Linked DNA regions of Homo sapiens: region 2 is linked to region 1. The links are chromatin loops, found by intact Hi-C in ENCODE. Cell type or tissue: HepG2. All regions are shown on one strand. Links, peaks and the distances in the headings refer to the core of each region. The heading gives the core; the rest is flanking DNA. Region 1 holds the start of LOC105373417 (a long non-coding RNA gene). Region 2 overlaps CPSF3 (cleavage and polyadenylation specific factor 3).

Region 1 (17,373 bases), core at 3,786-11,785:
TTGGGAACTGACAAATGTCCATGAAATCTTCACAATTTATGTTCCTCTGCCACAGCTCCAGCCGGTCCCTCCATTCGGGGTCCCTGACTTCCCGCAACATAAAGGAACTGCAGACAACAACTTCATCCTGTGCTTGGGGAGAGACAGAGGATTGAGAAGCGAGAGGGGGTGCGGGGGACAACAGTTCTCCTTGGTGGGTCCATCAGGTCTTTACCTAGATCAGGGAGAAGTCTCTTCCAGTATATTTATCTTGAAGAATTTTTAAGTCAAAATACTCATTACACCAGGGAGCCAACTTCAGGGTGAATTTCCCTGTGCCTCTTCATGTACAAGGAAACTTCATTAGTAGGAAGGCAATAGATAATGTCTAAAACAGGGGGAAAGAGTCAAGAAAAAGTACTGAAACACATTATTAGAAATATGTGGGGAGGCTGGGTGCAGTGGCTCACACCTGTAATCCCAGCATTTTGGGAGGCTGAGGCAGGCAGATCACTTGAGGCCAGGATTTTGAGACCAGCCTGGGCAACACAGTGAGACTTCGTCTCTATAAAAAATACAAAAGTTAGCCAGGTATGGTGGCACATACCTATAATTCCAGCTACTTGGGAGGCTGAGACGGGAGGATCACTTGAGCCCAAGAAGTCAAGACTGTAGTGAGCTGTGATTGCCCCACTGCACTCCAGCCTGGGCAACAGAGCCAGACCCTGTCACAAAAAAAAGCAAGCAAGCAAGCAATATGGGGGAATCCCAGCAAAGTTAAAATAGTTGAAAATGCTTATCTCTAAAGAGTGAAATTCAGGTGAGAAGGTGTGAGGCAGGTATAGTTGTTTTTGTTAGAAGTGCTGTAACTATTTTAATTTTACAACTATGTACATGTATCAGTCCAATAAAACAGAGGGAAAGGCTTTATTTTATAACTGATACATTAACAAGCATTAAAAATAATTAGCATGGACTGGGTGCAGCGGCTCATGCCTATAATCCTAGCACTTTGGGAGGCCAAGGTGGGCAGATCACCCGAGGTCAGGAGTTCAAGACCAGCCTGACCAACATGGCGAAACCCCATCTCTACTAAAAATACAAAAATTAGCTGGGCGTGGTGGTGTGCACCTGTAATCCCAGCTACTTGGAGGCTGAGGTAAGAGAATCACTTGAACCCAGGAGGTGGAGGTTGCAGTGAGCTCAGATCATGCCACTGCACTCTAGCCTGGGTGACAGAGTGAGACTCCATCTCAAAAAATAATAATAACAATAATAAGCATGAAATTGTGGTGAAACTGGAACATCAAAATCCTGCTAACAATGTAAATGTGTGCAAGCCCCATGGTTTCATTTCCAGAACATTTCGAGAGCCATTCAAACGTTGGAACCCTTTTAACCAATTCTCTCACTCTAGAGCAGGGATCTATGCAGGCAAATTATGACCATGGGCCAAACCCAGCCTACCATCTATTTGTGTACGATCCATAAGCCAAGAATGGTCTTTATGTTATTTTAATTGTTGAAAAAAATCAAAAGAATAACATTTTGTGATGCATAAAAATGATAAGGAATTCAAAGTTTGGTGTCCATAAACAAAAGCGTGTCCTCACACAGCCTTGCCAATGCGTTTGCAAGGGCCTGTGGCTGCTTTTGTGCTGCAAAGGAATCTGCAATAGAGAGCTCATGACTCACAGAGCTGAGAAGACTATTTGGTCCTTTGCAGAAGCAGCCTGCCCATCCCAGTACAGGGGGAGGCAGCGTCGTCCAGGAGGGCGGCTCAAAGCTGGACTCCTCTGATTCCTGGCTATGAGACCTCAAGTTTCCTAACTTGTCTGTGAAATGGTTTTCTCATCTTAAAGCAAAGATATTATTAGTACCAGCCTTCTGGGGCTGCTGTGACGATTCAGTGAATGAGCCCCCGTAAATCAGAGGGCACCCACACTTGGTGTAGGAGAACTGCCACTGCTTCCCCATGGACATCAGTAACGCAAGCAACAGGTGTACGCACAAACATTTGCACAGCCGGCACTGCCTATGGCAGGGTCCTGACACCCGGGTGGCCTCACCCACAGCTCTGGCAGAAGCAGAGACCCGGGGCCAGTCCACAGATTCACAAATAGTCCGTTCTGTTATGCTGCGAAGCAGACATCCCTAAAAATCCCTGCACTCTGCAAACTCATGTGAGATGACCCAGCAGGCTATGAGGGAGATAGAGTTAGGGGCTTCGTCAGCAAGACATTTACAAAAGACTGGAACCTAATAAAAATGATAGCACAGGCCGGGCGCAATGGCTCATGCCTGTAATCCCAGTACTTTGGGAGGCCAAGGTGGGTGGATCACCTGAGGTCAGGAGTTCGAGACCAGCCTGGCCAACATGGCAAAACCCCATCTCTACTAAAAATACAAAAATTCGCTGGGCATGGTGGCAGCCACCTGTAATCCCAGCTACTCAGGAGGCTGAGGCAGGAGAAGTGCTTGAACCCAGGAAGCGGAGGTTGCAGTGAGCCGAGATCGCGCCACTGCACTCCAGCCTGGGCAACAAGAATGAAACTCTGTCTCAAAAAAAAAAAAAAAAAAAGATAGCACAGTTTTACATGTTAAATGGTTAAGAAATACATACATACTAAAATTAATATGGTGTTTTCCTTTAAAAAGACTTGAGGCTTGTTTGAGGAAGTGGGCGTTGGGGTTGTGAGCTGGGTGATCTGGAATTGGGGGGGCATTCTAGCACCAGAGCTGGATGGATGTGGATGTGACTCCTAACACACCCTGTGAACGGAGGGCTGGAGGGTGCATGGGTGGGGTTGTGTGTTCCTAGGGTGTGTGCGAGGGTGGGGTTGTGTGTTCCTAGGGTGCGTGCACGGGTGTGGTTGTGTGTTCCTAGGTTCTGGTCAGCCAGGTGCCATTCTCTGCATTCGCCTGGTGTTTCTGAGGACAAAATTGTGCAGAGCGAATGTGAACTTTGAAACTCACGTTATGCTCCAATTGTTCCCTACTCTAGCAATTGGGAATTGCTATTGGAGCAATTGGAGCAATTTCATTTTCAAAACAAGCCGTACAGCGGAACTGAAAGTATCACATCCCTTGAGGACTCCGGACATGTTGGGGAAGGGGAACTTTCTAGAAGGTGGCATCTGCAGATGTCAACATCGGCGGCGGTGCCAAGAGGGGCTTTGCAGGGCCACAGGGCAGCAGCTCCATGCAGCTGGCCCCATCCCAGGCCTGGTGAGCTCTCCTGGCTGTGTACTCAGCCCTGAGCCTGATGACCAACACCAGATGCACAGCCTGCTGTTTACCAAGCCCTCCCACCCACACCAGGGTGCCTCCTGACAGCCTCACGGGGACAAAGTGCAGGCATCATTCGTCCACATTTGACAGAGATGGAAGGGGGGCTCAGAGAAGCTGATTACTTACCCGAAGACACACAGCCTGCAAAGGGAGGTGGCACTTCCACATCCCACGCTCTGGCTGACCCTCTGCCTGTCCTCCTGTGCAGTATGTGGGGTCTCGTCACCAAGCGCTGGGATAAACTCGAGGGGCCAGGCTCAAGGCCACGCGTCCAGAGGCAAATGCTGCAAGAAGAGAGGTGCAGGAAACCCAGGTAACCGAAAGGCACCTGCCTCGAGTGAGCTCCCTCCAGCCCTGACACCTGTTCCTTCTTTCAGTGGAAAGGACAAGCCGCCGTCCACACTGCGCCTTTAACAGTTACACCCAGCGAGGCTGAGGAATGTTCCGGAACAGCCAGGATGTGGGCTTCTTTGTAGCGGGAGTGTGCCACATGTAGTTCAATCCTGAGTCGGAGGCCTGAGCAAGCAGCTTGCAAGATGTTTGAGGAGCTTAGCATTGACTGTGGCAGGCGGGCCATTGCTTCTATGATTAAAAAGGCCCAACTCCCCCCTACATCTGCCCTCGACTCTCAGGGCACACCTGGGCCCTCAGGCCGGGTGTGCTCAGCTGAGCTTGGCCATTTCTCCTCCCTCGCTCCACAGGCGCACAGGGCCAGTTGGTCATCATGCAGCCCACGTGGCCTTTGGGACCAACCCTGCCCTGCTGGGATATGCTTCAGGGACCTGAGGATGGAACACTCCCCTGGGCCAGTGGACAGACACACACACACACACACACACACACACACACACACACAGAAGCAAAAACTGCTTTGTCCAAGAAAGGCACAGACGCATTTATAACCAGATTCCAAGGTCAGCTGCTTGGAGCATGAAGCGAGGTCATGTCCTCTTGCTTCTTGAATTAGGTCATCTCTCAAAGAAATCTCAGGGTCCTCCTTCCAAATAACTCCAAGACCCCCGGCCCAGCGGATGCTCTCTCAGTCCAAAGGTCAAGCCCTGGTCACAGCATCTCAAGGAGACAGACAAGTCACCTGAGTGTCTGTTGCAGCGGCCAACACCACAGGGTGTCGCTGTTAGGAAAGGTACCCTCCCCCTCCGGCCCTGCGAAGTCCCCCAAGCTCACAACCAGAAATCCTCAGCCACCAGGCAAGGAGCTGGCCTGTCCTGTCTTCCTGGCTCCTCTCCGCCTCAACTGGACCCACAACATCGAGTCCCCTGGGAACAGAGCATGGCACACTGACCATGCTTCTTAGGGCTGCCCAGTCACAGCCCCACACTGTGTTCAGAACCCCCACCCTCAGGCTCCCCCGCTGGGCCAGGGTGGGAGCCAGGCTCCCCTCTCTGTTTCAAAGCCCTTCCCCCAGCGCCCCTCCTGTGCAGGGATCAGTGGTGCTTCTTTCAGGGGAAAACCACAGTTGCCCCGCATGAAATCTGAGGACACATACGTACGGCTGCGTGGTGGACGGTGTTGGGGATCTTTGTCATTGCTATGAGAATCTTGCTCCCAGTGCATTCCATCTGATGCCTGTTGGAGGTGTGCACTGCATCAGGTGAGGCCACCATCCTGCCCACCTGTGATCCAAAAAAAAAAAAAAAGATCTGGGAGGAGAATGGAGATCTGGAGTCGGCCTGTGTGATGGGGGAGAAGCTGCTGCCGTCCCGAGCCTCAGAGGCAGAAGTCAGTGGCCCAAACTCCAGGGCCTAGTGCGTACACATGCACACACGTATGTGCAGACCTGTGTGTGCCTATGCACAGATATGCATCTAGGATGTGTGCACACATGTTCACATAGAGGATACAATGAACTGCTACATGTTTCCGTGTATATATATTACATATAGATATTTACTGGTTTGCATATATGTGTATATATACTGGTATATGTGTGTGTAGACTATCATGCATGTATGTGTGTATACATATACTAGTATGTATGCGTGTGCATATATAGAGGTATATACATGTGTGTGTACCCGTATCTATTTACTAGTATATATGATGTGTGTGTGTACTGGTATGGATGTGTGGGTATGTGCACTTGCTGGTATGTATGTAGGTGTTTGCTAACACATACGTGCACACGCAGAATGCTTCCAGGGGACTGCACAGCCTCTAGTTCGCAGCCCCCACCCCTCCCTTTGCCCCTGCACTCTCCCCTCTCTGAGCTGCATTCGCATGAAAGGGTGCAGGTTCTGACCCCGCAGCGCCACCTCCTGGACACCTAGGGATTTCTGGCAGCGCCTGCTTGGCCACCAGCACTGAGGGAAAGATGAATCCGAGGGAGATCAGGGGATGGGGCACTGAGTGACGTCCCCAGGATCACAGGGTTCTCATATGGCCCCAGCAGTCCATTTGCAACTCTACAGATGAATTCCAAAGGGCCAGAACCCTTAATTAATCAGGGACTCCTCCACCTCGAAGTGGGAAAGACAGCCCCAGGAGAGTAAAGTCTGGGTGACCCCAGGAGGGACAGGGGAACTTGCTGGGCAGCTGGCCCTGTGCTGCCACAGCTTGTCAGGGAGGTTTCTACAGCACGTGGAGGGAGGTGGGTGGTGGGGGCAGTAAGCAGAGGGAGGGGAGGCTCCAGGGGGTCCCGGATGGGGTGCTCGAGGCTTCGGGGAACCTGGAGTGGAAGAGAGTTTTAGAAGAAGCAAGCCAGGGCCAGGCACAGCGGCTCAGGCATGTAATCCCAGCACTTTGGGAGGCAGAGGAGGGCAGATCACCTGAGATCAGGAGTTTGAGACCAGCCCGGCCAACATGGTGAAACCCCATATCTACTAAAACTACAAAAATTAGCCAGGCATGGTGGTGCACTTCTGTAATCCCAACTATTCAGGAAGCTGACGTAGGAGAATCACTTGCACCCAGAAGGCAGAGGTTGCAGTGAGCCGAGATCATGCCACTGTACTGCAGCCTGGGTGACAGAGTGAGACTCCATCAAAAAAAAAAAAAAAAAAAGACAATGCTTAAATAGGGCAAATTGAAATCCTGTCCAGTGGAATAGCACTTCTGAGGTGTTCCTGCCAAGACAGATAACGCAAATCAAATCCCCAGGGGGCAGCAGTCTCTCAAGTGGCGGCACAGCCCACAGAATAACTGGCCCTTAATCTTCGAAAGTGTCAAGGCCATGAAAGTCAAGTAAAGACTGAGCTCAGCTTCAGACTCTAGGAGACTAAGGAGATGTGACAACCAGAAGCCACATACCATTTTGAACTGGGTGCATTCACTGTGAAGAAATCATCAGACCACTGGGGAGACTTGAACAGCAGCAACGCGCCCTGCGAACTTGAGTTGTGAGTGAAGGTTGTTCTGACCGACCATGTAGGAGAAAGTCCATATTTGCAGGAAGTACATGGGAGTATTTGGGGTGATGGAGTATTGGAGGTGGAGTATTAGGGAGCAAGTGTTGACAATTTACCCCCAAATGGTTCAGGAAAAAATGCATGATTTGTGCTGCAGTGGAAGCTCTTCTTAAGTCAGAGATTATTTTAGATTTTTTAAAAATTACACACACACGCCCACAAAACTATCTCTGGCAAATTCCTGAGAAGAGCAGGACTCTCCTCCTCCAATGAGCAATTCTAACCAGGGAAACTTCTCTACGTGGCATTGAAATCTGGCCCACAGGAGGTGCTTCCCTGGCCCCAACCCCCTCTTCCCTCAGACTCCTAACAGGATGGAGTCAGGGAAACAGGATCAACACACCTGGGGGTCCAGCCTGTAGAGCGTCGGCAGGGAGGGTCATCGCTGGCTTTTACTGGGCACTCACTGTGTGGATGGGGTTTGAAGTCAACCTGACCAGGGATTGAATCTTGGCTTACCTTAGCTGTGTGATCCTGGGCAAGTCGCTTTACCTCTCTGAGTCTTGGCTTTCTGCTGTGTAAAATAAGGACAAATAACCTCTATCTTGCTGGGTTGTGGTTCAGATTAGAGAGAATTGTGCAGAATGTCAGGTACAGCAATGGGTTTCCAGACTTTAGGCCTGTGGGAAGTCAGCCTCAGAATCTCCTGGGAAACTTCTTATCAAACACAGATTCCTGTAACCTGCTCTCAGAGATTCTGATCAAATTCACCTGGCCAGTTTCAGCTACACCTGCTGAACTATTTACCGAACTATTTACAGCTCTCCAAATGCACTATAGCACTTCTTACCACTATGCCTTTGTACACACAGTTCCCCCATCTAGAGGCCCTTCCCCCTTTGATTGGAAAACTCCTAGTCATCCTTCAAAACCCAGCTGAAATGTCTCCCCATTGATGAAGACTTTCCTAACCATGCCCTCATCTCCCAGTACTCGCTTCTTTGCCAGATCAGTTGTTATGACATGAATAAGAAGTATAATTACCTTCCATTTAGTGAATCTATTATGTACCTCTCATTTCACATACTGTATCTTAACAATAGTTACGCCAAGTACTAATTATTAGCCCTGTTTCCCTGTTTACATATGAAAAAGCTGAGTCTCTGAGGGCTTAAGCAGCTTGCCCTCAGTCCCACAGCTGATAGGGGACAAAGCCAGAACCCCACGCTACTGAGCCCCGAATCTCTAGCTCTGGTCCTTATGGTCTTGGTCTGCCTTCCCCTCAGCACGTGAGCCTGCAGATGTCGGAGCCCAGGGTGTGCATTCATCGCATTCATCTCTTTTTTTTTTTTTTTTTTTTTGAGACGAAGCTTCGCTCTTGCCCAGGCTGAAATGCAATGGCGCGATCTCGACTCACTGCAACCTTTGCCTCCCGGCTTCAAGCAATTCTCCTACCTCAGCCTCCCGAGTTGCTGGGATTACAAGCGTGCGCCACCATGCCCGGCTAATTCTTTTTATTTTTAGTACAGAAGGGGTTTCACCATGTTGGCTAGGCTGATCTTGAACTCCTGACCTCAGGTGATCCGCCCACCTCAGTCTCCCAAAGTGCCGGGATTACAGGCGTGAGCCACCGCGCCGGGCCTAGGGTTAGGGTTCATTCACCTCTGAGTCCTCATCAGCACATTCCCTGATGCGCAAACAGCAGGGAACCCTAAGTGTCGGTCCCTATCTCCTAGGTCCACACCGCCTTCCGTCACACCAGGCTCTCTCCAGACTGGCTGAGAGGGTGGAGCTGGGAGCCTCTGAGGCTGGTAAGCCGCGTGCCTTTGGAGGGTGGGGTAACAAGCAGGGCCTCTCCTAAGGAGGGCTTCCCCGGCCTTCCTTCCTCGGGGCGCAGCATCGACATTCGCCACCAGGGGGTGCTGCCGCACCGTTCCCGGCGCCGCCTCTGCCCCGCGAGGGACTGGGGCGTTTTCCACCGGGCGCGTGTCTGGGGCTGTGACTCAGAATCCTCAAACTCAGAGTTCGCAGACGGAGGAACTCATGCTCAAACGTCTGAACAAAAATATACAGAGCATGAAATTTTTACTCCAGAAATAGTGCACCTCTCTCCCCCTTGGGGAAAAGCGTTTTCCCTACTTCCGTAGGAGTTAACTCGCCAAGGCTTTTAGGAGACGCCGCACAGCTGTGCTCCCGCTCGTTGAAAAAAAGATGCCAAAAGTGTAGAATTTGACCACAAACAACCGAGCTTCACAACGGAGTGTGGCTTGTGTGCCAGGCCCTGTGCTGGGGGTGCAAAAGGCCCCCCGTGTCCAGCCTGGCAGCAGTGACTTCGGGGTCCCTCCTGCAAGCTTGGCTACAGGTGTTCAATCTTACTGACATATTTTACAAATATAGCTACATTTTTCCAGCCCAAATTCAGTACACATGACCTAGCAAAGCATTCCAGAGGCAAACGGCTTTCTAGGAAGTGTAGCTTAGGCACCTAAATGCTGGCATTCTGGGGCTGATGGCGTACGGGAGCCATGAGCAGAGGGTTTGAAAACGGACCTGTCTGGAAAGCCCAGGTCAGAGGGTCCCAAGAGCAGGGCTGGGCAGGCCCCAGATGCCTCCCTTGTAGGGGATTCTGGGGTCTCCTCCCCTCATAGACCCTTCTCCTCCACGAAGCTTCTTCCGGGGGCCAGAGCAAAGTCCCTCTTCTGTCTGGCATTCCACCCAAGCCGCCTCCTTTTCTGTCTGCACCTTCTCCTGGGAAATCTCATTCAAGTCCATGGCCTTAAGCCTCTATCAAGGATGCCCCTAAGGCCGGGTGCAGTAGCTCACGCCTGTAATCCCAGCACTTTGGGAGTCTGAGGCGGGTGGATGGATCACCTGAGGTCAGGAGTTCAAGACCAGCCTGGCCAACATGGTGAAACCCCATCTGTACTAAAAATACAAAAAATTAGCCGGGCATAGTGGCGCACACCTGTAATCCCAGCTACTTGGGAGGCTGAGGCAGGAGAATCGCTTGAACCCGGGAGGCGGAGGTTACAGTGAGCCAAGATTGTACCACTGCACTCCAGCCTGGGCCACAGAGCAAGACTCCATCTCAAAAAACAAAACAAAACAAAAAGCAAAGATGTTCCTAAGACACCATTACTGAACATATAGACCAGTAAATAACAATGATTACACAAATCACATGATAAATTGCATAACACCACACACACACACCACACACATCACACACACACCACACACACACACACACACCCCCCACACACACACCACACACACCACACACACACACCACACACTGTGAACCTAAAAGTGTCTGAGACACCCAATCAATCTGGAAAGTTTATTTTGCCAGTGTTAAAGACACACCCATGTTACAGCCTCAGGAGGCCCTGAGGTCATGTACCCAAGTGGTGGGGGCACAGCTTGCTTTCATACATTTTAGGGAGACACGAGACATCAATCAATATATGTAAGATGTACATTGGTTCGCTCCCCTAAGGCAGGACAACTTGAAGTTGGGGGAACTTCCAGGTCATGGGTAGATAAGAAACAAAAGGTTATTTTGGGTCTTTGATCAGCCTTTCATTGAATACACAATTTACGTGGGAGGACGGAGTAGAGGAATAGTCACTTAGGCCTTAGTCTGACTCAGTGAACCTGCGTTTTTATTTTAAAATAGGGCAGAAGAAGCCATCAGATATGCATTTGTCTCCGGTGAGCAGAGGGAACACCGAGTTCTGTCCTTTTCCCACACCTAGGAAGACAAGCTATCAATTTACGTTGCCAGGCTGAAATTCAACAGAACTGTTTTAGGGTTTTGCCGTCCACAAGGAATTTCCTTGTGGGAAATTGTGATGGAGGTATGTAGGCATGTAGCTTTTTTTTTTTTTAATCTTTGTAGCTATCTTATTTAGGAATCAAATAGGAGGCAGGTTTGCCTGATGCAGTTCTCTGTTTGACTTTTCCCTTTGGCCTAGTGATTTTGGGGTGCTGAGATTTATTTTCCATTCACAACACACACACACACACATACACACACACATGAGATATTAAACTGGCAACCGGCACAGTGCACAGCTCCATGTTCCAGGCATGGTGGACCCAACCTGGTCCCTGACCACCTGCAGCCCCCACCAGCTCAGGCCTCCCTCCTGTCTGATTTCTACCTCCTCATGGGGCTGGGCTTCCCCGGCCACAGTTCTCTCCTACTTGGCCATTTTCTGCAATCCGGAGTTTTTGTTCCCAAACTTGTGCCTAAATTTCTCAGGCACTAGATGATGCAACAGGGGAGTCTGGAATTTGGAGACAGTTCAAATCTCAGCTGCGCCACCACTAGCATCCACGTGACCTCCAACGAGTCATTACCCTCTCCAAGCCTCCGTTTCTTCCTACATGAAGTGGGAGAAACCACGCCCACCCCACAAGGTTCTTGGTGACAAAGTGAGGGGAACCATCTAGATTGAGCAGAGGAGTGTTTTAGTCTGAAGAGCAAAATGATTTGGGAGTGAGGGTGTAAACCCTAGTGCTGCCACTTGCTACCTGTGACCTTGGGCAAGTTATCTAGCCTCACATACCTCAGTCTTCTCAGCCATAAAATGGGTACAATTATAGCACTTACCCGCTTACACAACAACGGTGAATTGAGTTAGTCTCTGTAGAGCGTGTTTAGCACTGTGTCCAGAACACAGTGAGTGCCGCCTCCATGATTTGGTAACACAAGCGTTTGTCGTGGTCATTTCAGGAAGGCTCTGGTAAGTGGAGTGCAGCCCGGATGAGAGCCGGCTGGAGAAAGCTGACTTGTGTCAGCTCAGGGGACAGAGGGGTACAGAGTAGCCTGGAGGCGGCGCCAGGTGGGAGCTGACGAAGCCTGCGGGGGGGCTGAGGCCAGCGTGGTGGAGGGAGCCAGCGGGAGCGCTGCACTTTGATGGGCTCTGAGCGCCTCCGGGCACCCGTAGTTCAGCTGCTTCTCTCCACCCCTCCAAAGGGCGGGAGAGACAGGAATCCCACCTTCCGCCATGCCCTCCTTCAGGGCCTGGCCTCACACGTGCCTGGTAGCAGGATGGCAACCCGATGGCGACTTCAGGCTTCACACCCACAGACGACCGTAATCAGAGAAAGTAAAAAAGAAAGAAAAAACCCTCCCAGCCCAGGATTTTGACCAAGACTCCTGACGTTCACCTCGACTGGACCTCTTGGGCCATGTGCCCAACGCCAAGCCAGTGACCATGGGGAATGGAACGGCTCCATCAAACAGGGCCCTCCTTGCTGGGAGTGGGGCAGGCCCCCCCCCCCCAGGCACAAAGAGACCCGGGCTGGGATGGAGGACGTGGGGAACAAACATTGGTGGGCACCAGCCATGTGTGTGCCACTGTCCCTGTTGCATTTGCAGCCGACCTCAAATCTGTTCTTCAGAGTTGACTGTCGGATGCTCATCACTGAACGTCTCTCAGACGCCCCACAAGTGTTCATATTCAACAAGTCTAGAAATGAACCCTCACCCTCAAACCCACCTTCTCCCCCTGGATTTCCTGTCCTGGTTGACACCTGGTTGAACCACTCACCATCCTAGTTCCCCAAAACCTGGGAATCACCACCCCCTCCCCATCCCCCAAGTCTGGCCAATTCCATCCCCCGGCGGCATTCATACCTGGCCCCATCTCTCCTTTTCCAATTGCCACCACCCAGACCCAATACTCTGCACCAAGACCCACAGGCCACTGTCTTAGGCCAAATATTGGCTCTCTGGCCCTTGCCAGAGAAAGCTAGCCAACCCCTGACCTGGATCTGTAACTGGTCTCCTGGCTCCCATCCATCCTCCACATCTGATGGCATCATTCAACAATGTAAGAATGTCAGTGGCCCCTGGTGACCTGCCACCCACAGCCTGCAGGATCTGACCCCCGCCTTCCCCTGCAGCCTCACCGTACACCTTCCTACCCACCCTGCGTTTGGGCAACTGGCACAAAAGGCTCCCAAACACGCCATGCTTTTTCATGTTTTTCTTTATACTTCAGGTGCATGAGGCTGAGTTCCTCATATTCCTCAACGCCGTCAGTGCCCCATGCAAGACCCCATCTTTTTAATAATCAATGTTATCTCTTTCATTTCTGCCGACCACTCCCATTTCCCTTCTTCCCAAAGGCAATAATGCTACCTGTGTTAACATGTATCTTTCATCTGGGTCTTGTGAAATACGTGTTGCCAAGTTTTTGTGTGTGTTTTAATGCCTATAAATGGTGTTGTTTTATATATTACATTTTTTTGACCATTTTCTCTAAACACTGTTTAGTTTAAGACACATTCCTTTTGCTCTTTGCACAACTCATTTAATTCTCATTGCTGCGCAGTTCTCCAAAGTATGGATTAAAACCGTTTCATGCATCTATTTTCCTGGATTGCTTTTAAATTGACACCATCTCAAACAAAGCTGCAGGGCATGAATTTGTATATGCCCCTTAGGTGAGAATTTCTTTGAGAACTATTCCCGGGAGTAGAACAACTGGGTCACAGAATAAACCTGTGCTTGATTTCACAGCTGCCCCTAGAAGGACAGTTACATTCGCACTGGAAGGCCCGTCCTTTATTTCCTCCCGTCCGTCCTCAGGTTTCTGAGTGTTTCCAGTCGAGTGGCCTTAAGATAATACCTCATTATTGTCTTAATGTACAATACAGTTCTCTGATTACTAATTTGGGCATCTCTTGATATGCTTGTTTGATTTGGGGAAATCTATAAATTACCTGTCCATATCCTTTGCCCCCTTTTCCATGGTGGCTTCTGATTTTCAGGGGTTCCTTTGCTTCTTGTTCTTACCTCTGCCTCTGCTGGCCTACCCTGTCCCTGGTCCTCTAAAGGCAGCTGTGTGCTCACATGGCCCCTGCAAAGCAGGTACCCCAAGCCACAGACAAGGCCCCTGCCTCAGGTGATGACATGGGAACCCCCTGTGTTCTTCTTGAGTTTTCTGCTCTTCCGTCCCCGGCCCACACTCCTGCTCAGTGACTCTTCTGGGACCCACCAGCCACATCCCCTTGACCTTGTCTTGATGAGGAGCCTTGCTTTCCCCGCCACCATTCTGGCAGCAGAGTTCAGTTCTGGCTGCTGCCTTGTGCTCCTTTCCCCTCGGCCAAGCCAGGGTGGGGGCCAGGGGAAAGCCACTTCTGTCTGAGCTCCATTCTCCAGGTGCCCCCACCAGCACACTACAGAGTCTCAGCTGCGATGGCACCATCTCTGGGGGCTTCCTGACCTGACCTTCCCTGGCAGCTGGTTCCTCCCTCCTCTGTGGTCCCTTGCAGCACTTATCACTTTGCTACAGTGAGGGGGTTCCACACCTGCTTCTGCATTTACTCAGGGAACTCATTAAAAGCGGGGATCCGGCCGGGCGTGGTGGCTCACACTTGTAATCCCAGCACTTTGGGAGGCCGAGGCGGGCAGATCACTAAGTCAAGAGATTGAAAGCATCCTGGTCAACAAGGTGAAACCACATCTCTACTAAAAATACAAAAATTAGCTGGATGTGGTGGTGGGTGCCTGTAGTCCCAGCTACTCAAAAGGCTGAGGCAGGAGAATCGCTTGAACCAGGGAGGCAGAGGTTGCAGTGAGCCAAGATCGTGCCACTGCACTCCAGCCTGGTGACAGAGCGAGACTCTGTCTCAAAAAGAAAAAAAAAAACCAGGGTTCCAATCACCTCCCTCCTTTCTGTTTCCCTGGCACGTGGAGGTGGCCAGCAAGTGCTCGATCATCACAAAGATTTCCCAAGCACTGACTACGCGCCAGGCATCGTGCTAAGCACTTTACAAGCATTATTGCATTATCACAATTTTATAACCCTATGTGGTTGGAACCTTTAATATCCTCCTTTTACAGGTAAAGACATTTGAAGAAATTAGGTAAGGTGTCCAAGACCACACAGCTAGTGAACAACCATTCAATGAATGAACCAAGGCATGGGCACATGCTGCCAACGCTGAAGTTCATGCCAAGCAGAGCCACTGCCCAGAGCAATCTTCCTTGGCACAAAATGAATGCCAAATGCTTAACTCTGCTCCTCAGACGGTCAACATGAGTTGCCATAGCCTGGGGAGGTGACTTGGAAATGGGGACTTCCCACATATTCCTGCTGCACACAACCCAGGCTGGACTGGTCTTTTAGCGCCTAATCTGCAAGAGTGCTGGCTGCACTGGCTGGGAATGACAGTCCCCACACAGCCCTTCAGATGACACCAAGAGTGAGGGACAGGGAAGGGTCAGGGGCTTGCCCTGGCTCCAGCAAGCACCCGGCTTGCAACTGCTGCCACCCAGGCCGGGGAGTCCTAGGGCCTGCACCCGCCTCAGCTGCTGCTCCTGCGGCTCTGCTGATTGCCCGACTGGGAAATTCGGGGGGTTGCCCGGTTGTTTATGCCACTCTTGTTTGGGGGACAGTCAAGCCAAGCCACCCTCGGGAAGAGCAACCCAGGACAGGTGCCTGCCTGTAAAGAGCAGGTGACGATCATTGGACAAAACCCCTGGGCCACTTTCCCATCTCCAGGGCAGCCCCTGGCTGGGGGGATCCTGGTGACGTTCAGCGGCTCTGGGCTCTGTGTGGACCTGGACAGGGCCGACCAGCTCCTTCCTGCCCCCCAGTATCACAACCCCATCAGTGGGCTCCCCACACCCCCATCAGGTCAGCTCCAGAGAAAATGACACTTCGATGAGCAACCTAAGGTGGGGAGAAGAGGATTCAACCTGGGGAGACAATGATTTGGAGGTGGTAAGTTTGACCTCAGTCTGGAATAGGCCAGGGATCCTGGCTTTCTTACTTACAAATAGTGTGGCATGGGGCAATTTACTTAAGCCCCCAGGGCCCCGGTTTCTTGTCTGTGTAATGGGATCAATAGCGCCTCCTCCAAGACGCCATGGGGACTTGCTGGGATACCGTGTGAGGGCCTCAGGCCGATGGCATGCAGGGAGTCCTCAGTGCCCGGGACGCGTTGACTGTTCCAGCAGCCAGTGCGGGGTGTTTGGGTGGGAAGGAAAGGAGCCAAGTTTGTCAATGGAAAGGGAACCAGCTTTTGTCAACTCCGCAAGAATTCCTAGAGCACCCTGTGGGCAGGCAATGATCAAGGCTGTGCCAAAAATGGCCCCTGGCCTCAGAGCTCATGCTCCAGCGTGGAAATTGGAAACTGGAGGCCAAGAAGGGGGCTGGCTGCAATGAATATAAAATCACACTCCGGGGCAGTGCGCTCTGTGGGGCAGAGCAGGGTTCTGAACGACGTAGGCTCCATGAGGCGGTGGAGCAGGCTGGGCTTGCCTCTCCTTTCCTAGACACCACACCAGGCATTTCTATGCTCGTCACTTCACTGAGTCACCTCAGCAGTCCTCTGGGATGGGTCTCTTTGATAAAGATTTTTTTTTTATTGATTCTATAGATAAAGAAACAGTGGCTCAGAGAGGTTGAACGACTTGCCCAGGGTCACACAGCCAGGTGGGGACAGTGTTGGGCGGGTCAATCCCAAACCCATCTGAACGGAACTTGGTCCACACCTTTCCCACCACTCCTCACTATGCTGACCCCTAGAATTCTGGTTCTAGGAGGGTCCCCATCAGTCCCTCTCACCCCAGGGAGACAGACTCTGATGGCTGCTGAGGCAAACTGCCTTTCTGTCCCCTTGCAGCTGGCTGTGGTGTGGCCCTGGCACCCCTCGGGGGCTTTGGGGAAGGTCAGATAAGCCTGGTCTGGAGAAGAGCCAGCCATGGGCTCTGTGGCTCCGCTTAGGGCTGCTGGCCCCTCGGGGCCTCGCTGAGAGGTGGCTGGCGGGACCTGGAGAGGATGAGAGTTCAGCGGCTCTCGATGGCCCCACCTGAGCCCCAACACTGGCTGGAAAACCATGTGGAACCCCAGGGGCAAACTCCAGGGATGAAATGACACTTCACCAAAAAGACCCGTAGACCCTGGCCTCTTGGAGCTGACACCCTCGTGTAAAGGTGAGGGGATGTCACTTCTTAGACCAGGTTACACACTGACGGTGGCTTCACTCTTGCTCTCTCTCGCCTGTGTCCCTGCTCACGCTGAGGGAATGCCTGTGGAGAGGCCCAAGAGGCAACAAACCGATGTCTACATTCTGTGGGGACCTGCGGCGGCCGCTGTGGCTGCCACCTGAGTGAGTGTGGAGCGGTTGTTGCCCCAGCTTCCCCCTGACTGTAGCCAGCGAGAGACCCTGAGCTGGAGGGCCCAGCTAAGCCCACCGCGTTCCTGACCCACAGGAGCTGTGGGATCATAAACGCTAAGCTACAACATTTTAGGGTAATCTGTTATGTAGCCATAGTGACCAACAAGTGGGAAAAAACACATAAACATCCCTGAAAGAAGGCCTAGGAAGCTGGTCATACTGGGTGTTGCGGGGAGGGAACCGGGGATCATTAAGGTCGCTGAGAATTAAGGTGAGAGAGAGACTTCACTCTGGACTCGGGCTTTTGAAACATTGAACTAGGCCAAGCGTGGTGGCTCACACCTGTAATCCCAGCACTTTGGGAGGCCGAGAGGGGCGGATCACTTGAGGTCAGGAGTTCGAGTCCAGCCTGGCCAACATGGTGAAACCCCATCTCTACTAAAAATACAAACATTAGCTGGGTGTGGTGGTGCATGCCTGTAATCCCAGCTACTCGGGAGGCTGAGGCAGGAGAATCACTTGAACCCGGGAGGCAGAGGTTGCGGTGAGCTGAGATTGTGCCACCATACTCGAGCATGGGCGACGAGAGTGAGAC
Region 2 (13,781 bases), core at 573-8,572, 300 kb after region 1:
ATACAGTTAACGCTTGTTCCTTTTAAATATTGCAGTTCCTACCTCCATTACAATACTTTCTTTATCAAGACTGAGGAAAAAAAAATTTTTAAAGACTGAGAAAAGAGTAAAATAAACATCTCAAAAAGTGATTCCCTGACACCATAGGATTCCGTTTGCTTTAGAAAACTGGTTAGGGAAGAGGTGTCTTTGTGGCTGCATTCGTTTAAAATTAAAACACAATTTGATATTCATGTCCCCCTGATGTCTTAGAATTCACAGGTAAGCCCCTAAGCAGGGTGGACTGCAAGAGTGAAAGGGGTTAATTAGGAAAGATCTTTGGGGAAGCCTTGAACTTCTGACAACGTGGGTGGGCCGCTGGCTTTCCAGACTCCAGAGCAGCCGCTCTGAACTCAGGCTGCAAATAAGACTCACTTAGGGAGCTGCTGAAAATAACTGTTGAATCAAAATCTGGAGGCGCAGCTTGGCCTTTTCCTTTTCGAGTTTGCTAGGTGATTCTAACGTCAGCCAGAGAACCAATGCTCTAGTGTCACGTCCTAAATTTTTCACAGCTGCTTATACATTTGGAACTTTTAGACATTGAATTGTAAAGTATATCACTAAATCACTTATTCTTGCAGTTTGCTCCAGGGCACAAAAAATAAGTAGCACAAATGCAGATGTGAATTCTCTTGGAATTTGATGCAGACCCTCTTATGATTTTATCTCCGGTTTTAGACCATGTACCTCAGTGCACTCCTTTCCTTGTCTGCATGCCCTTTTTCTCTAAGAAGTTCAGAGCACTTCTCAAGTGGATTAATGTTATATAGGTTATCATTGTGAGATGATACTGGGAATAGATTATTCCCATTTACTAGAGGAAATAATTGAAGCACTGAACCGTTTACTGACTGAACTACACATTTTGAATTGGACACAAGCACTGCATGTAAATTTCATCAGTTTTAGACTTAAAAACTGTAACTGCACTTTTGGATTTCATGAGTTTAATCTATTCACTAGCAAAATGAAGCCTTCCCCAAATCCTAACTTTCTAGTTTTATCTTTTTCACAGCTTTTGTACACTGGTGATTTCTCAAGACAAGAAGATAGGCACTTAATGGCAGCTGAAATTCCTAATATTAAGCCTGATATTCTTATCATTGTAAGTATTAATATACTATATTGTAATCAATGTAATGTAAGCAGATTTTTTTTCTTTTGGAAAATAATACTGTGATCTCACTTTCATAATATGTTATTGGATATAAACTTACCTTTTTTAAAATATAAGAAAACTGGTGGCCGGGCACGGTGGCTCACACCTGTAATCCTAGCGCTTTGGGAGGCTGAGGTGGGCAGATCACTTAAGGCCAGGAGTTAGAGACCACCTTGGCCAACACAGTGAAAACCCATCTCTACTAAAAAAATACAAAAATTAGCTGGGTGTGGTGGTGCAGTTACCTGGGAGGCTGAGGCACAAGAATCACTTGAACCCAGAAGGTGGAGGTTGCAGTGAGCCAAGATCACGCTGCTGCACTCGAGCCTGGGCTACAAAGCAAGACTCAGTCTCAAAAAAAAAAAAAATTGGGGCAGGTGCTTCTTTTTGTAGTGCAGTTTCACTTTCTTGCTGTTAAATGCATTAACTCTAGTCTAATATCAGAGATGCCAGGCTGCCTCTGGGCAGGATCAGCAGGCTGTCTCTGGGCAGGATCATTTTTACTGGCTATGCCCTCTCTCTGTCTTCTAAATATATATTTCTAGATGAGAATATGTAGAAGAACATCTTACGGGTCATTTTAAAATGGTGTGACCTCACTGCCTTTGCCATGGTGACTATCCTCAGGCCCTTAGTCCATGCTAACTTATCGTTTTGTTTATCTTTGTGTGTCATGTCTGCCTACTAGGTTGCAAGTCCCAGGGGAGCAAAAAAAATGAACTGTGTACAGAAGCTCTTTGGGGGCAGCTTGGGATGTGTGTTGCTGACTGTAGAGTCAGGGGTTGGGAGAGAAATCTTGCAAGCTTTTGGTGTATATAAGAACATCAGGTGTATGTGGTTCAAGGAGGAAGAGTTGTCTGTTTCTCCTCCACCACCTACCATGTTCCCCAGCTGCCCAGGCATGTGGGCCAGTACATACTGCTGTCCATAAGCAACATGTGAGCAGATTAGATTGGACTCTGCTCATGGTATGCCCAGCATATAAACTTAATTTAAGGGAAGATTTATTTTTTGAACCCTCAGAAAAAGTAGCTATTTTCATAGTACCATACTTTAGAGCAGTGCTTCAAATTTTAATATGCTTATAATCATCTGATGATATTGCTAAGATACAAATTCTGATTCAGTACATCTGGGCTGGGGTCTGAGATTTTGCGCTTCTGATAAGCTCCCAAGGGATGTCAATCTTCTGGTCAGTGGACCATACCTAGTAAGACTTTAAGGATATTCTTAAACAGAAGTATAAGAAACAACATCTGTTTCTATTTTAAAAGCTTTGACTTATCAGAGGTGGGAGAAATAACCTTTTTCTTCCTAATGGAAAGCAAAATGGTTAAAAAAGGACATGGGAAGAAGATACAGTTTTGGACTATTTCATTTTATAAAAAGTTCTTAGATTTGAATTCTAGCATTCTTTTTTTTTTTTTTTGAGATGGAGTCTCACTCTGGAGTGAGCGACTGCAATGGCATGATCTCGGCTCACTGCAACCACTGCCTCCCAGGTTCAAGTGATTCTCCTGCCTCAGCCTCCTGACTAGCTGGGATTATAAGGCATGCGCCACCATGCCCAGCTAATTTTTGTATTTTTAGTAGAGACGGGGTTTCATCCTGTTGGTCAGACTGGACTCCTGACCTCAGGTGATCCACCCGCCTCGGCCTTCCAAAATGCTGGGATTACAGGCATGAGCCACCATGCCCGGCCTCTTTTTGTTGTTGTTGTTAAATTTTATTTTTTTGAGATGGAGTCTTGCTCTGTCGCCCAGGCTGGAGTGCAATGGTGCGATCTCGGCTCACTGCAACCTCCTCCTCCTGGGTTCAAACAGCTCTCCTGCCTCAGCCTCCGGAGTAGCTGGGATTACAGGCGCCCACCACCACGCCCAGCTTATTTTTGTATTTTTAGTAGAGACAGGGTTTCACCATGTTGGCCAGGCTGGTCTCAAACTGCTGACCTCAGGTGATCCACCCACCTTGGCTTCCCAAAGTGCTGGGATTACAGGTGTGAGCCACCACGCTGGGCCTGAATTCTAGCATTCTTGCTTGCTCTTCCCAATTACTATTATGACAACACATGTTCGAGTAAATGACATGCTAATGGAGAAGTGAATTGCTTAGCCCCTCAGTATTTCATTGATGTTTAACTTTTGAATTCTTGGAGGATCATTGGTCTTAGTCTCACACTTCTAATGTATTATTTAGGAATCTACTTATGGGACCCATATCCATGAGAAACGTGAAGAGCGAGAAGCAAGATTCTGTAACACTGTCCACGATATTGTAAACAGAGGAGGCAGGGGTCTCATTCCTGTCTTTGCTCTTGGAAGGGCTCAGGAGCTGCTCTTGATTCTAGGTATGCCATTTCCTTTGTATTTAGGCGATGATCAAAATCTTGTCATTTTATCAAGATAATAATGTGGTCTTGGATGAGTCATTCCACCGTTCTGGACTTCAGTTTTCTTCATTTAAAAATAGAGATTTGGGGCCGGGCGCGGTGGCTCACGCCTGTAATCCCAGCACTTTGGGAGGCTGAGGTGGGGAGATCACGAGATCAGGAGTTCAAGACCAGCCTGACCAAGATGGTGAAACCCCATCTCTACTAAAAATACAAAAATTAGCCGGGCACAGTGACAGATGCCTGTAATCCCAGCTACTCAGGAGGCTGAGGCAGAGAATTGCTTGAACCTGGGAGGTGGAGGTTGTAGTGAGCCGAGATTGCGCCACTGCACTCCAGCCTGGGCGACAGAGCGAGACTCCATCTCAAAAAATAATAATAATAATAATAATAGGGATTTGGATCTAGGAATAGCCCAGGAAAACAGCAACTCTCATGCACTGCTGTTGGGAATGTGAACTGGCGACCCCTTCCGGTTGCCATCAGAAGTCTTAAAATATGTGTACCCTTTGGCCAGCAGTTCCGCTTCTGGGAAATAAATGAGATGTACAGAAAATTTTGTCAGGAAAGGTATTCATCATTTTAGTATTTTCAAAGAAATATGTGAGTAAATATAGCATTGTAGGAAAAAATTGTGTTACAGATGAGTAATTACATACTTTGCACATAATATATTAAGTCAACCAAAAAAGTAGAGTTCAAAACTATATTTACTCTGGGCTGGACGTGGTGGCTCACGCCTGTAATCCTAGCACTTAGGGAGGCTGAGGTGGGCAGATCACTTGAGGCCAGGAGTTCAAGACCAGCCTGGCCATCATGGTGAAACCTCGTCTCTACCAAAAATAGAAAAATGAGCCAGGTGTGGTGGCACACACCTGTAGTTCCAGCTTTTCTGGAGGCTGGGGCATGAGAATTGCTTGAGCCTGGGAGGCAGAGGTTGCAGTGAGCCGAGATTGCACCACTGCACTCCAGCCTCGGTGACAGAGGGAGACTGTCTCAAAACAAACAAACAAACAACAACAAAAAAAAAACTATATGTACTCTGATCCTAGTTAGGTAAAAAATGCACACACAAATGACTGAAAAGCTACTAAATCTGGATAGTGAGGATATGGATGATATTTTTTGTTTTCTGCTTTTCTCCATTTTACAAGTACTTCAGTGAGCATGTATAATTTTTTGTAATAAGAGAAACAATGGTTGTTACTTTTTAGCATACATTTGTACTTCATGATCCCTTCTACCTCACATTCGGTGATTCTAGTTGGGAAGAGCACTCTTATTGAAGAATAAAAGAAGGTACTTTACAGCCAGGCATAGTGGCTCACGACTGTAATCCCTAATTCCAGCACCTTGAGAGGCTAAGGGCGGAAGATCACTTGAGCCCAGGAATTTAAGATCAGCCTGGGCAACAAGGCAAGACCCTGTCTCTACAAAAAATACAAAGAATTAGCTGGACGTGGTGATACACGCCTGTTGTCCCAGCTACCTGGGAGACTGAGGTAGGAGTATCACTTGAGCCTGGGAGGTAGAGGTTGCAGTGAGCCAAGATTGTGCCACTGCACTCCAGGGTGGGCGACACAATGAGACCCTGTCTCAAAAAAAAGCAAATAATAAAATGGGTGCTTTGCATGAGTGTCACCTCTGTGCGAAGCACTAGAAACACTTGCATCTTAGCTCATCCTCTCTGTTCTGCCATCTTGGTGAGGAGGAGAAAAAATAGTATCCCTGTCACACTGAAAAGGAAAACAGAAGGAAAGTTGGAAGAAATGACCCCAGATGAAAAGGAAATCTGTAATAGATAGGACTTCTAGAAGCTGAATTTCCCAAATCCGAATCTAATTCAGTCTTTTGATCTTGATTGGTCCTCCTTCCTAACTGCAAGTCAAATTCGTCCTTAGAAGTCTTGAAATCAAAGTCTTCGTAACCTGTAAGATGAAGAACAGAGAAGTTAGGAAGTTGAAACAATGTTGCCACCATCAAATTGGGTTGCCAGATTTAGCAAATAAAACTAGAGGACAACTCATTAAATTTTAGGTTCAGATAAATAATGAATAATGTTTTAGTATAAGTGTACCAAATATTTAATATATATTCTTTTTTTTTTTTTTTTTTTGAGACAGTCTCACCCTGTCACCCAGGCTGGAGTGTGGTGGCGCTATCTCGGCTTGGCGCGATCTCGGCTCACCACAACGTCTGCCTCCCGGGTTCAAGCTATTCTCCTGCCTCAGCCTCCTGAGTAGCTGGGATCCTAGCTAATTTTTGTATTTTTAGTAGAGACGAGGTTTCACCACATTGGCCAGGCTGGTCTCGTTAGTATATATTCTTATACTAAAAATCTTTTGTTGTTCACCTAAAATTCAAATTTAACTGAGTATTTGATATTTTTATCTGGCAATTCTACCGTCTGTTCTTTGCAACTGGTTGCCCTTTTTCCTTCAATTCTCCCTTGTAATGTAGTATAATAGAAAGAACAGCTGCTTTCAAATCTTATCTGTGTTTCAGATGAAATCTATCATATGGCTAGAGCCATATGACCTTGGGCAAATTATTTAACTTTTTTTAATATTCAGAGTTTATTCATAAAAACACGCACAACAAACCAAGAAATGGTGGCATGATTGTGGGATGTAGTCCGCTTTAGGGTATCTAAGAAATCATAAGAGTAATAAATCATGAATGGGATAAACTAGAAGACAAAGCAGGAAATTTGTAATGCATGTGACAGAAAGTCTTTGTCCTCATATAAAATTATCATTGATACATCAAATGGAAGAATAACATTCACACAATAATCAGCCTTTTTTTTTACCCTTAGTTTGCTAGTTAAAATGGTGATAAGTCTTCGTAAGTTGTTTTGAAAATTAGAAATTATAGATGTAAATTGGTGAAACCCCGTCTGTACTAAAAATACAAAAAATTAGCCAGGCATGGTGGCCAGCGCCTGTAGTCCCAGCTACTCTGGAGGTTGAGGCAGGAGAATGGCATGAACCCGGGAGGCGGAACTTGCAGTGAGCGGAGATCGCGCCACTGCACTGCAGCCTGGGCGACAGAGTGAGACTCCATCTCAAAAAAAAAAAAAAAAGAAATTACAGATGTAAATTATATAATAGGCATATAATACATTTTCAAACTGCAGAGGCACCTATTAGAATAAAGGGTGTCTTTCAGCCATACTACCCTGATAAAATTTTGGGATTTAATGAGGGCTTTTCCCTTAACATAAGTCTTTTGACGGTATATTACCCACTGCTTTCTTTAATTATCAGAAACTGGTTAGTAGGTTTTTAAAAATACAAGCATGGCTGAGTGTGGTGACTCATGCCTGTAATCCCAGCACTTTGGGAAGCTGGGCAGGAGGATCACTTAAGTCCAGAGTTTGAGACCAGCCTGGGAAACATAATGAGACCCAGTCTCAAAAAAAAAAAATTAGCCAAGTATGGTAGCACACTCCTGTAGTCACAGCTCAGAAGGCTGAGGTGGAAGGATCACTTGAACCTGAGAGGTTGAGGCTGCCATGAGCCATGATCATACCACTACCCTCAAGGCTAGTCGACAGCCTGGGTGTAAAACACAAACAAAAACAAACAATAATAGCATAATATGACTATACTTTTTTTTTAAGTGTTCAAAATCGGTTAACTCTTGGCAATTCTCTTTTGTAATTAGCACTCAATAAATCTGTTTGAAATATTAATAATACATTTTTAAAACCATCACAGAATTTTTTCTAGTACACTTTTCTAATACATTTAAATAAAAATGTATTATTTAGTGTCTTATTATGGTAGTAAGTTATAGACTTCAGTGTAAACTTATACTGAGTCATGTTTAAAAGCCTCCACATCTTTGGACTATGATCATAGCATTCTTTTTAGGTCATGCACTATTTAGAAATAAGTTTTGGTTTTGTAAATTTAAGTTAGTTACAACCAGGATAATTTTGCTTAAACTCTTTAAAATATAGTTGTGTGCTTTATTTCTTGGTTGTATGTGTATCATTTCTTGTTCTGTGTGTATCATTTGTTATTTGAACTGTTTACCCCATCTAACAAAGTGATGTTTGTTTCTTGCAAAATCTCTCTAGATGAGTACTGGCAGAATCACCCAGAACTACATGACATTCCAATATACTATGCATCATCTTTGGCCAAGAAGTGTATGGCAGTGTACCAGACATATGTAAATGCCATGAATGACAAAATCCGCAAACAGATCAACATCAATAATCCCTTTGTTTTCAAACACATTAGTAACCTCAAGGTGAGTGCTTGTGGAAGAAAGACAAGGATGGATAAAACCAAATCAGTCATTAGTAGTAGGAGGTACGAGGCCGTGAGTGATGGCTCACAGCTGTAATTTAGCACTTTGGGAGTCTAAGGCAGGAGGATCACTAGAACTCAGGAGTTTGAGACCGGCCTGGGCAAGATAGTGAGACCCTGTCTCTATCAAAATAAAATAAAAATCGTAGGCAGTGCTTGTCAGTGACTCTGGCTGAATTCCTCTTGCTGGAGTCTTACCGCTTCTCAACAGGTGTCGTTTTTCTGCAGAAAATCAAAACTTCAGCAGCTGACATTCTTTTTCTGCTTCAACAGATTTTGCCACTTGCCCCAAGTAGCCATGTGTTCTCAGTATTTATAATACTCATCTCTTTTGCCGTAGGCATAAAAAGTTCTGAGGAGAAAAATATTTTGTATTATGTATTTAAGTTTCTCTTCTCACTCAAACCAAATCATCTTTTTGATTAGTGCTGCAAATTCTATATATGAAAATTTTTATATACTTTTCTGGAAGCATTCAATAAAATCTGATTTTATTTAATTTAAAAAATACTGTTTAACTCGATGCTTGAATCATAATAAAATAATTGATATCCGAAATAATTTAAAAGTGGACTTCCAGTTGTAAATAGGCTTTGTTCATAAAGTATTTATTTTAAGTTAACTGCTTAAGGATTGTAGACAAGTTCTCCCTAGAACAATGTTAAACCTTTTGATTTCCAGGCCAGCTCAAAACATGCATGGAGCATGCAAAGCTATTGTGAGTCTTTGGGAATATTTTTTCAGAGTTGTGTCTTGGGTAGATCAAGACCCATTTGACTCTTCCTTTTACTTTTCTGCCTGCCTGCTAGGCGCTGAAGATGGTCCTGATGGTTCTGATGGCCCTCTAGCTACCAACAGAAGGTTTTGAAGATCGGGGTGAACTTACCGCTTTTTATTACTTGGTTTTTCTACCATTCCTAGCCTAAACTGTTTAGGAATTTGGCAACTGAACTTAAAATGTTTACAGATCTTGTGAAGGCTCTTTCAGTGATGTGATTAATCTCTTAGCCTTTTGTTATTCTTTAAAAAGAAAGAATGCTTTGTCAGCTGCTGGTAGCTAACATACTTTTCCCATTCTGTTTTCTCTCTTAGAGCATGGATCATTTTGATGACATTGGTCCCAGTGTTGTAATGGCCTCCCCAGGCATGATGCAAAGTGGCTTATCCAGAGAATTATTTGAAAGCTGGTGTACTGATAAGAGGAATGGTGTCATTATAGCGGGATACTGTGTAGAAGGGACACTTGCCAAGGTCAGTTACAGTCATAGGCTGTTGTGTTATTCCTATTCAGAATCACGGAGGTGGCACGGTCCTCACAGGTTTTTGCACTGAAGTAGTTCTTCAAATAATACAAGTTTTGATTTTTAAAAATGAGGACGGGAATAGGTAGCTAGAGATGTGCGTAGGATGTAGAATTATGCAGACACTGAATGGCATAATGAGGTCCCAGGTGATTGATATACACATTAAAGTTTGAGAAATGCTCATCTGGTTGCAAGTAGAGAAGAATGGACAGGAACCTGTTTGAGACAAACACGTGAATACTCTCCGTCCTCTCATGAAGAAGAGGTTGACTAATACATATGATCTTAAAAAGCTGTAGAATGTGTTTGGGTTGACCACTTTCTACTATTATGAAACATTGATTTTCAGCTCTTAGGGATGTAGAAATTGTAGAAAATATATGCAGAACTTGGGAGGCAGTTTCTGAGCATCCAGGCATCACATTCTCATCCTCTATTTTATTTTTAAAAATATGATATGATTCTTTGATAATCTTTATTACTTTACCTTATTCTATAAAGTTCTTTAGTGACAATGTTGTATTTAAAATAGATTTCCAGGCTGGGTGCAGTGGCTCACACCTGTAATCCCAGTACTTTGGGAGGCCAAGGCGGGCGGATCACCTGAGGTCAGGAGTTCGAGACCAGCCTGGCCAACATGGCGAAACCCCGTCTCTACTAAAAATACAAAAAATTAGCTGGGCGTGGTGGCGTATGCCTGTAATCCCAGCTACTCGGGAGGCTGAGGCAGGGAGAATTGCTTGAAACTGGAGGCGGAGGTTGCAGTCAGCCGAGATTGGCGCCACTGCACTCCAATCTGGGTGACGGAGCAAGACTCCATCTCCAAAAAAAAAAGAAAAAAAAAATTTCCAGGCCTGGCACAGTGCCTCACATCTGTAATCCTAGCACTTCAGGAGGCCACAGCAGGTGGATCACTTGAGCTCAGGAGTTGGGGACCAGCTTGGGCAACATGGAGAAATCCCATCTCTACAAAAAATACAAAAATTAGCCAGGTGTGGTGGCACGTGCCTGTAGTCCTAGCTAGTTGGGGGACTGAGGCAGGAGGCTTGCTTGAACCCAGGAGGTCGAGGCTGCAGTGAGCTGAGATCGCACACTGCATTTCAGCCTGGGTGACAAAGTGAGACCCTATTTGAAAAAACAAAGATTTTCAGAATAGAAATATATCCACATATCTAGGAAATGACTTTGGAGAGCACAAGAATAGTTGGGAATACAGGTTTGTCTTTCTAAGCATAAGAGTTATGATTCTCACTGCCAGCACTCCAGATAGATGAGTTTTAGTTAATTTGTTTACTTTTCTCATTAAATGTTTGCTTGATTGAGAACATGAGTATTTGATATTTACTGAGTCAGTTATATTAGAATGATTTTGTGCGTAAGGTCCTAAATTTAACATGAATTTATGACTGCATGAAAAAAATGAAAATGTACCTTTACGATTATAACTGGGTAGTTTGTTTTGTTATTTTTCTTTATTTTCCACAGCACATCATGTCTGAACCTGAAGAAATCACTACTATGTCTGGACAGAAGTTACCACTGAAAATGTCTGTTGATTACATTTCTTTCTCAGCTCACACGGATTACCAGCAAACCAGTGAATTTATTCGTGCTTTGAAACCGCCTCATGTGGTTAGTCTATGAATTTCATTTATTGTATTAAAGGGAAAAAAAGTGCATACCCAGGAAACTGTGCAGCAGGCAGTTCACAAAGCAGGCATCATCACCTACTAATGCGACACCCCCTGAGCAGAGCCTTTCACATGCACTCGGATTTGGCCTTTACAACTCCCCTTTGATTTCAGCAAGCTGCCCCCTTTCTCCAGAACTGACTGACTCAGACCTACCAACCCCAATCCTAATGTTTTTCTGTTATTTTCTGCTGCCTCTCCAATAATTTAAGAGCCAGGCTTGGAGTATGACTGCTCATTTGGAATGCCAGCTCCATCTCTTACTTACTATGTAACCCTTGGCAAGTTACTTAACCTCTCTGTACCTCATTTGTAAATAGGAATAATAGCTCATAAGGTTATTGTAAGGATGAAGTGAAAGAACATATCTAAAGCACTTAATATGGTGCCTGGCACATAGTAAATGCTTAATATATATATTATATATATATATATATATTTTTTTTTTTTTTGAGGCGGAGTCTTGCTCTGTCACCCAGGCTGACTGCAACTCCGCCTCCCGGGTTCAAGCAGCTCTCTGCTTCAGCCTCCTGAGTAACTGGGATTACAGGTGCCCACCACCACACCCGGCTAATTTTTGTATTTTTAGTAGAGATGGGGTTTCACCGTCTTGGCCGGGCTGGTCTTGAACTCCTGACTTCATGATACACCCGCCTCGGCCTCCCAAAGTGCTGGGATTACAGGCGCGAGCCACTGCACCCGGCCGACTTACTTATATTTTTAAGTATCGTGTAACTTATTAAAAATAAGTTAGATATTTTGATGGAATTGGAAAGGAGGGGTAAGCTGAAAAAAGTGTGTATTTTTAATTAGAAGAACACTAATGAAGCATGTGTCCATAGAAAATAGATGACGTGCCCTTTCCAAATGTATTGGAAAGCAGGAGAAATGGCCTTTTGTTAGTTTTGTTTGTTTGCTTGTTGTTTGGGGTGTTTTTTGGTTTGTTTGTTTGTTTGTTTGTTTGGATGAAGTCTTGCTCTGTTGCCTAGGCTGGAGTGCAGTGGCGCCAATCTCAGCTCACTGCAGCTTCTGCCTCCTGGGTTAAAGCAATTCTCCTGCCTCAGCCTTCCGGGTAGCTGGGATTACAGGCACGTGCCACCACGCCCAGCTAATTTTTGTATTTGTAGTAGAGACAGGTTTTCACCATGTTGGCCAGGCTGTTCTCAAACTCCTGACCTCAGGTGATCTGCCCGCCTCGGCCTCCCAAAGTGCTAGGATTACAGGCATGAGCCACTGCACCTGGCCTTGCTTGTTGTTTTTTAAATACGTTTTACTGTGGTAAAATATCTAACATAAAATTTGCAGTTTTAACCATTTTTAAGTGTACAAACCAGTGGCATTAATTATATTCACAGTGTTGTACAACCATCACCACTGTCTATTTTCACAGCTTTTCATCACTCCAAGCAGAAACTCTGTACCGTTACACAGTAACTCCCCATTCCCTTCCGCCAACCCTGGTAATCTCAAATCTACTTTCTGTTTCTATGAATTTGACTATTCTAGGTATTTCATATAAGAGGAATCATAATGCCTATGATGTTTTCAAGGTTCATCATGTTGTGGCATGTATCAGCACTTCATGCCGAAGTCATGGTCCGTTATATGTAGACCACATGTTGTTTATCCATTCACCTGTGGGTGGACACTCGGGTTGTGTCACTTTACAGCAAATGTGAAGTGGTATCTCGTTGTGGTTTTTATTTTCATTTCTCTAATGACTAATGATGTTGAGCACCTTTTCATGCAGTCTTTTGTTCGTTTTTGAGTTTTTTCTAGCATGATAGGCCTCACAGGTATTTGCCACTGGCCCTTAATGAGCAGATTATTTGGTCAAGAAAAATCACTCTCCTGTCTATAGCATCACAGTGTGTAGGGTTTAGTCACAGAGTAGGCTCCTCCCAGGTGTTTCTTATTGTCTGTGTGCATGAACACTCCCCCAGATTTCCAAGCCAGGGAGGAAAAGCCGAATTGCTCTTTTGTGTGGTGTCACCACCTCATCCTCAGCCCCATTTCATCCTGTCACTCTCCTGGTTCTACTTCTGCTGACAGTTTAAGTTCCTGGGTTGAACTTCATGCTCATTTTCTTGTGATAACCAGCTCCAGCAAAAGTATAGCTGCAGGATAAAATTGCAATACTAGTAGTGTTGGTGGTAGTAATGAATACTAGCTAACATTGATTATTTACCATGTGCCGGACACTGTATATGTGTTTTATATGAACTGACTTGCTTAATCTTCATGACCGACAGCTGTTCTGCAGATGAGACAACTGAGGTGTGAAATCACTTGGTCAAGGTTACACAGCTTAAATAAGCAGCAGCACCAGGATTCTGTTCAGGCAGCCAGGCCCAGGCCCTTCCCCAGCAAGCAGTAAGCCCCTGCCACGTGCTGGTGCTGGCTATGCCCAGCCACAAGCCATCTACCACATGTGAGAGGCTAAGAACAATCTATCTTGGCCGGGCTGCAGTCCCAGCACTTTGGGAGGCCGATGTGGGTGGATCACTTGAGGCCAGGAGTTCGAGACCAGCCTGGCCAACATAGTGAAACCCCATCTCTACTAAAAGTATAAAAATTAGGCAGGGCACGGTGGCTCATGCCTGTAATCCCAGCATTTTGGGAGGCCAAGGCGAGCAGATCACGAGGTCAGGAGATGGAGACCATCCTGGCTAACACGGTGAAACCCCGTCTCTACTAAAAATACAAAAAAATTAGACGGGTGTGGTGGCAGGTGCCTGTAGTCCCAGCTACTCGGGAGGCCGAGGCAGGAGAATGGCGTGAACCTGGGAGGCGGAGCTTGCAGTGAGCCGAGATCACGCCACTAGACTCTAGCCTGGGCGACGGAGCGAGACTCGGTCTCAAAAAAAAAAAAAAAAA

The links. Hi-C counts contacts between places; a loop is a spot of excess contacts. Peaks named below come from ENCODE experiments on the same cell type or tissue, not always from the same donor. Only the 100,000 strongest peaks of a DNase experiment are listed, where the experiment ranks them.
Region 2: a loop joins it to region 1, with 21 times the contacts of the local background. A loop is called at or near these places in 42 of 110 quality-filtered maps.

What each region holds. Positions count from the first base shown.
Region 1 is chr2:9,134,350-9,151,722 of GRCh38, forward strand. It overlaps LOC105373417 (a long non-coding RNA gene), which reads right to left and starts at 11,561. Exons shown (of 4, transcript XR_922775.1): 1 at 11,254-11,561; 2 at 4,782-4,904; 3 at 3,397-3,554; 4 at 671-704. RefSeq lists enhancers at 5,354-5,854, 7,673-8,570, 8,687-8,766, 15,207-16,126. In HepG2, for the core only: CTCF peaks have their summits at 4,386, 5,543 (motif pointing left) and 8,560 (motif pointing right); DNase peaks (open chromatin) are centred at 5,542 and 8,522; H3K4me3 peaks cover 1,112 bases; H3K27me3 peaks cover 1,935 bases.
Region 2 is chr2:9,432,817-9,446,597 of GRCh38, forward strand. CPSF3 (cleavage and polyadenylation specific factor 3) reads left to right here. Exons shown (of 18, transcript NM_016207.4): 6 at 1,055-1,144; 7 at 3,395-3,545; 8 at 7,675-7,850; 9 at 9,002-9,160; 10 at 10,699-10,845. Among named protein-coding and RNA genes, the nearest start is that of CPSF3, 16 kb to the left of the region's middle. In HepG2, for the core only: a CTCF peak has its summit at 4,045 (motif pointing left); a DNase peak (open chromatin) is centred at 4,075.